Regions from separate parts of the Mus musculus genome. Here region 1 is linked to region 2. A link is a loop called in an ENCODE intact Hi-C map of the cell type or tissue named here. Cell type or tissue: gastrocnemius. All regions are shown on one strand. Links, peaks and the distances in the headings refer to the core of each region. The heading gives the core; the rest is flanking DNA.

The links. A loop is a pair of places that touch in the nucleus more often than their neighbours do. Peaks named below come from ENCODE experiments on the same cell type or tissue, not always from the same donor. Only the 100,000 strongest peaks of a DNase experiment are listed, where the experiment ranks them.
Region 1: it touches region 2 in a loop (2.6-fold over the local background); 6 of 42 quality-filtered maps call a loop at or near these places.

Annotation. Positions count from the first base shown.
Region 1 is chr5:148,488,194-148,490,995 of GRCm38, reverse strand. No RefSeq gene overlaps it. Among named protein-coding and RNA genes, the nearest start is that of Ubl3, 63 kb to the left of the region's middle. In gastrocnemius, for the core only: no CTCF peak of the experiment used is centred there; DNase peaks (open chromatin) are centred at 387, 979, 1,520 and 2,011; H3K4me3 peaks cover 1,364 bases; H3K27ac peaks cover 1,411 bases.
Region 2 is chr5:148,546,726-148,549,527 of GRCm38, reverse strand. All of the region lies in intron 1 of Ubl3 (ubiquitin-like 3), which reads left to right. Among named protein-coding and RNA genes, the nearest start is that of Ubl3, 4.7 kb to the left of the region's middle. In gastrocnemius, for the core only: a CTCF peak has its summit at 1,285 (motif pointing left); DNase peaks (open chromatin) are centred at 768 and 1,045; H3K4me3 peaks cover 550 bases; H3K27ac peaks cover 1,850 bases.

The DNA of each region.
Region 1 (2,802 bases), core at 117-2,616, 59 kb after region 2:
CAGGCCCCGCCCCTTTCTTCAAAAGACACAAAGATAGAGGCTTCCCAGACCTTCAGTCAAAGTTCCGTGGGAAGTTCACCAGTGGCCTCTCTCAGGATGCCTCCCACAACTGGGCCACATCTTGGCCCCCACTCTAAAGCTGAGAGATTTGTCCCAAATGTAAGAAAATTGGGCATGATTATGTTGATCCTATAATTTTACAAGCTTTTTTTTTCTGTAGCAAATTTCTCAGGAACTTATTTTTCATGGTATATCACATCTTTTTTTTTTTTTTTTTTTTTTCTAGTAGCCTAGGCAAGGTCAGCTTTCTAAAGAAAAAAGATTTACCATGTTCACAGTCCCACAGACTCAATGGCATGGTCCCTGACATTGGCTGGGCATCAGCCAATGACAGAAGTACAAAGGAAGGCGGGGAGGGAGGGGGGAGGGAGGGGGAAAGAAGAACAAATGATGCCCCCCTCTCACCTCTGAGGGTGCACATACCTGTAACACAACATAAACACGGGCAAATGCTTATACAAATAAAGTTTAAAGAGAAGTTATTTTTCATTTAGTTAATTTACTTTACCATGCGGGGCTTGACCCCTTGTATTTAGCTGTGTCCCTGAGCTTGCCGGCTTCCTACTTATTACTGGGATGCATTCGTTTAAGCAAATGGCGACCTTGACTGCACCTCGTCTTATATACATGAGCATCTCGAGTAGATTAGGGCATTCTGCACAGTACGAGAAGAACGCTGTCAAATTCAGGAGCTACTCCCTGGAAAGGAAACCACGGGCCACCACCCCTGCTGTCGCAGCTGAGTTTGTGCTGGTTCTCTGTCACACAGCCGTGGCTTTGCTAGGGCCCCATATAAAGAGCTTCCACGTGGGCACCTTCAATACAGAGATTGTTGCCTTTGGACACTGGAGGCAAGAAGTCTGCAGTGCTCGTTTCTTCTGAGAGCCGCTAAAGAGGCTCTGCACTGGGCTTTCCTCCAAGCCCTGAGGCTAGCTGGCAGACTCTCACAGACACATGGCGCTTGCTGCTCTCCCTTCACGGTCAAACTGCGTCTCCCTGCCTGTGTCCAAATCTCTTTTTATGACACCAGTCATACTGGGTTGGGATTTACTGTGAAGTCATAGTGACTAATTACACCTTCAGTGACCCTCTTTTCAAGTGAGGGCCCGTTGGAGGTACTGGGGGTTAAGATGTCAACATATCAGCCTAAGAGCATAGGACACACTTCAGTCCTTAACACCCACGGTATCAGTTTCTGTTACCGTAATAAAATACCCTGACCACAAGTAACTTAGAGATGAGAGCATCTCTTTTGGCTTAAGTTCCAGAGGACTAAAAGTCCATTATGGTAGAAGCATGAAGGAGCAAGGAGTCAAGAGATCACACCTCCACCGCAAGCAAACTCAAGAAGCAGAGAGAGAACTGGAGGCGGGCGGGGCTATGAAATTGCAAAGCGCACCCCCTTATAGTGACGCACTTCCTCCAGCAAGGCCACACCTCCCGAAGGTTCCATTCACCCTTCCCCACCCTTCAAATCTCCACCAACCAGGGAACTGAGCCTTTGGGGGGGGGGGGCATTTTTCACTCCAGCCAACACACCTACAGGCGTTTGCTAGATGCTGAGAGACAGCAGGAGGTGAGCAGTCCATTTGCTACTCCAGCTGGGGGAACCTGCGTCTGTGTGTACAGTGAGCAGGAAAGCAGACATGCGAGCGAGGTTTTACAGGAACACAAGGAGTGACTCTCAGGGAAATGGCACTTCAAGGCTGCATAAATAATCACAACCTTTACGTTGTGTCTAAGGGAGACTTGATTAAGACTCAGTTAAAACTCAGGTGCCTGGGGTGTAAAATTATGTGGTCAGAGAGAAAGGGGAAGTCTTACACACTGTTGGGGAGAATGTGGACCGCTGATGCTATCTCCAAGGAAATTAGTATGGGAGTTTTTCAAAAGGGCTAAAAATAGAACTATTATATGACCCAGCTCTAACACTCCTAGGCATTTATCCAAAGTACCCCATGCCAACACACTACAGAGACCCCTGCTGCCGCAGTCACAATTGCTAAGAGATGGAACCAGCCTAATGCCCATCATCTGGAGAATGGATCAAACAAACAAACAAACAAACAAACAACAACAACAACAAAAAACAACAACTGGGGGTTATTCATCTGTAAAGAGGAATAAAATCATGACATTTACAGGAAAGTGGGAGGGAACGGCAGATATATACGTATTGGATCTATGTATATGTAATTTACATATATACATACATATAATGGCTGGGGAGATAGAACAATTGATCCATTACCTGCCATGCAAGCACGAGGACCTGAGTTCAGTCTTTAACACCCATGTAGAAGCTGACTGTAGCCACACATGCCAGTAATGCCAGCACTTGGGAGGCAGAGACCGGAGAATCCCTAGTTGTATGTCAACTTGACTCAAGCTACAGACATCAGGGAGGAGGGAGCCTCAACTGAGAAAATGCCTCCAGAAGAGCCCACCGTAAGCAGATAAACCTGTAATGCATTTTCTTAATTAGTGGTTTGGTGGGGTACCATTCCTTGGGCTGGTGGTCCTCGGTTCTATAAGAAAGCAGGCTGAGCAAGCCATGAGGAGCAAGTCAGTAAGCAGCACCCCACCCCCACCCATGGCCTCTGCATCAGCTCCTGCCTCCAGGTCCCTTTACTGCTCTGATTTTCCTCAGTAATGGACTGTTAACTGGAAGTTTAGGCAAAATAAACCCTTTTCTCCTCAAGTTGCTTTTGGTTGCAGCAATAGGCCCTAATTAAGACATTC
Region 2 (2,802 bases), core at 135-2,634:
TGCTATTTAGAAACAAACCTTCTGCTCCTTTACATCTTAATGGTGCTTGTCAGCCCTGGAAACATCCTGCCCAGGAGGTGGGGTGGGGCACTGATGTTAGAACCCCTGCCCGGTTTCATTTGCAGTAATTCCTTCCAGACGAATGATAATTGATAACTCAATTGCCATTTGGATAAAGTCTTTTTATGGCTATAATTGTGGCTCATTTTGTGACCAGTATTTTAACACTAGTTTTAATTTTGTGAGTAGTATTTACTAAAATTTATTTTTAAACAGTAAATACATTTTTGTTTTACTGTAAAGAAAATACTTTATTCAAATTTAGAAGGATAAAGTGTGTCTGTGGTTAATGCATTTGTTGCATCTTCTATACAATAATTTGCAAGGAGCCTTCTTTTCACCATTCTGCAGTGTACACGCACACACACACACACACGTTTAGGAACCTAAGTGTATTTAAAACCTCCTGATGCTGATTTTTCTTCCTTGTTAATAGGGATTGAGTTGGAAATACATTTACTAATATCTCAGTGTAGCAACCTGTGTCTGAAAAAAACTGAAAATATTGGAGCAGAATTTCATTATAATCATATTTTAAAAGTTTCCTTTACGTTTTTAAAACTGAGTTCACAATTTGTAGTCTTCCTTGGGCCATAGCCATTGTTTGTGTCTGTGTAGTGACATGTGGGTGATAGGACTTGGGGGGCGGGGAAGACAGGCAAAGATGGTGATGAGGACGATGACCTCACTGTGCATTGGAAATGGCCTCAGCACGTGGGATGTGTTCACGCCAGTGTTTCTTCGTTTGGGAAACAACTTAGGACTTTGGACGAGAATTGCACTTTACAGCTTTAGGACATCCATTACACCAAAAAACGGGTCTGCTAACTACCTGTGAGGGGTGTGGTGGTGGTGCACACCTTTAATCCCAGTGCTCTGGAGGCAGAGGCAGGCGGATCTTGTGAGTTCAGGGCTGACCTGGTCTACAAAGTAAGTTTTAGGCTAGCCAGAGCTGTACAGTGAGACCCTGTCTCAAAAACAGAAAGCTAGAGACTATGTGCAGAGAGGCTGTATGAGACAGTGAGGTGTGCTGTTCTCTGAAGCAGCTGATGCTCGCTTGTTCGGTTGAAGAAGCAGGTGCTGATCAACAGTGTGTAGTCTGGGGGCAAATGGTATGCTGGCAATTGGTTTTTGTCAGTACATTTCATATGGTTCATAGAATGCTTCAATTGTAATGCTTGGTTTATTTCTTCTAGTCATGAAAGAAATATTTTTGGAGCCCTCTAGTGGGCAGGAAATAACTAAAATAAATTTCCTTTCCGTGTGAACTTTGATCGGTTTCCTAAGTTAACATAAAATGACGTGTGAGGAGGAGCCTTGTCAGAACAGGATCCAGAAAACAGAACTGTCACTATGGGGAAAGTGTCCTGAGACGAAATGGGGACCCCTTCCTTGCTTACAATTCCTTTATCGTTTTCTTCCTCCTGCCCCACACACTGTTTTTTTCCCTGTTGAAGTCGGGAGAGTCCTTCAAGCTCAGGAGCTGAAGTCCTGCGTGCCTGGCTGTGTGACCTGATAATAGCGCAGTCAGCACCATCTCTCTGTTGAGTGAGTCTCTGGGTGGTTTAATTTGACTGTGCATGATGGCCAGAGTTTGAGCTGAAATGGATTTTAGTTTGTTTTAGGCCCAAGTCGACTTGCCTTTCTCTGAATCCTTTTCTTCAGTGCTTGGGTGATGGTCTTACACTTGTGAGATGTGAGGACAAGTGTCCTAGATCTGCTATGTCCTCCATGGTTTTAAAATCAGAATTGGTGTTTTATAACTGCTGAGAGACATTTTGACTCATGAAGTGGTACTATGTGTGTTATTTAGAGGAAAGGAAAAGTGTCCCACACATGCTAGTAGGCAGGAGGTTTATGCTGCCTGCTTTCACTATTTGAGTATGGAAAATGTGCTGTTAAATATTAAAGCTGGAATGCCCTTCTATTAGTCTTAAATGGTGCTGACTCTGCTAGTCTTCATGACATGGAAAACTCTTTGACTTTTAAGTTCCTTTCTTCATTATAGCCTGGGCAGAAACCCTGGGTTATTTTGAACTCTTTCCTAGTTCTTGAAGGTTGTGTTTTGAAACAACCCAGTGTGATTGTTTTGAGTTGCTACTTTGTTAAAATAGGGTGTAGTGTGCTTAGTTTAACTTTCCTTGTTTCTGTCTTTTTAAGTACTGGCTATGTTGCCCAGGCTAGCTTCACACTAATAATCCTCCTGCCTCAGTCCGAGTACTGTGATTATAATGTGGTCCACCAGCCTCTCTAGCTGAGTTTTGATGGCTTAGGGCCAACATTTTGAATGCCTTCGACTCCATTCTGAGTTTACTGAAAAGACTGTAATTGCACATTTCTGTATGTAAATGCCAGGCCCTGAGGTTTCTGCCCTTTTTGGATGACTGGTTTATAAAATGAAGTGAGGCAAGTCAGTCAGAGTCTGAGAATAGAAATATTAGAACTTGCTTGTGTCTGTGTATTTTCTGGCCCCACAGGATGGGTGAGCTTTCCTACTCCGCCCACTTCACCCCCTTTCTGCTGTCTAGATTATCTGTGAATGGAGTTTGCTGAGGAAGGCGTTAGAATTCTGGGATGAGGTAGCAGAACCTTGAGCACAAATGCTCAGAGGTTTTGTGGCTGATCTGTTGTGCCATCCAGTTAATAGAACTGCTGTTGACTTAGTATTGAGATGATGGGCAGAGCTTTATTCTCAAAGACTTTAAATCCCAAGTGAGAAAGTACCTGCTGCTCAGAAGAATC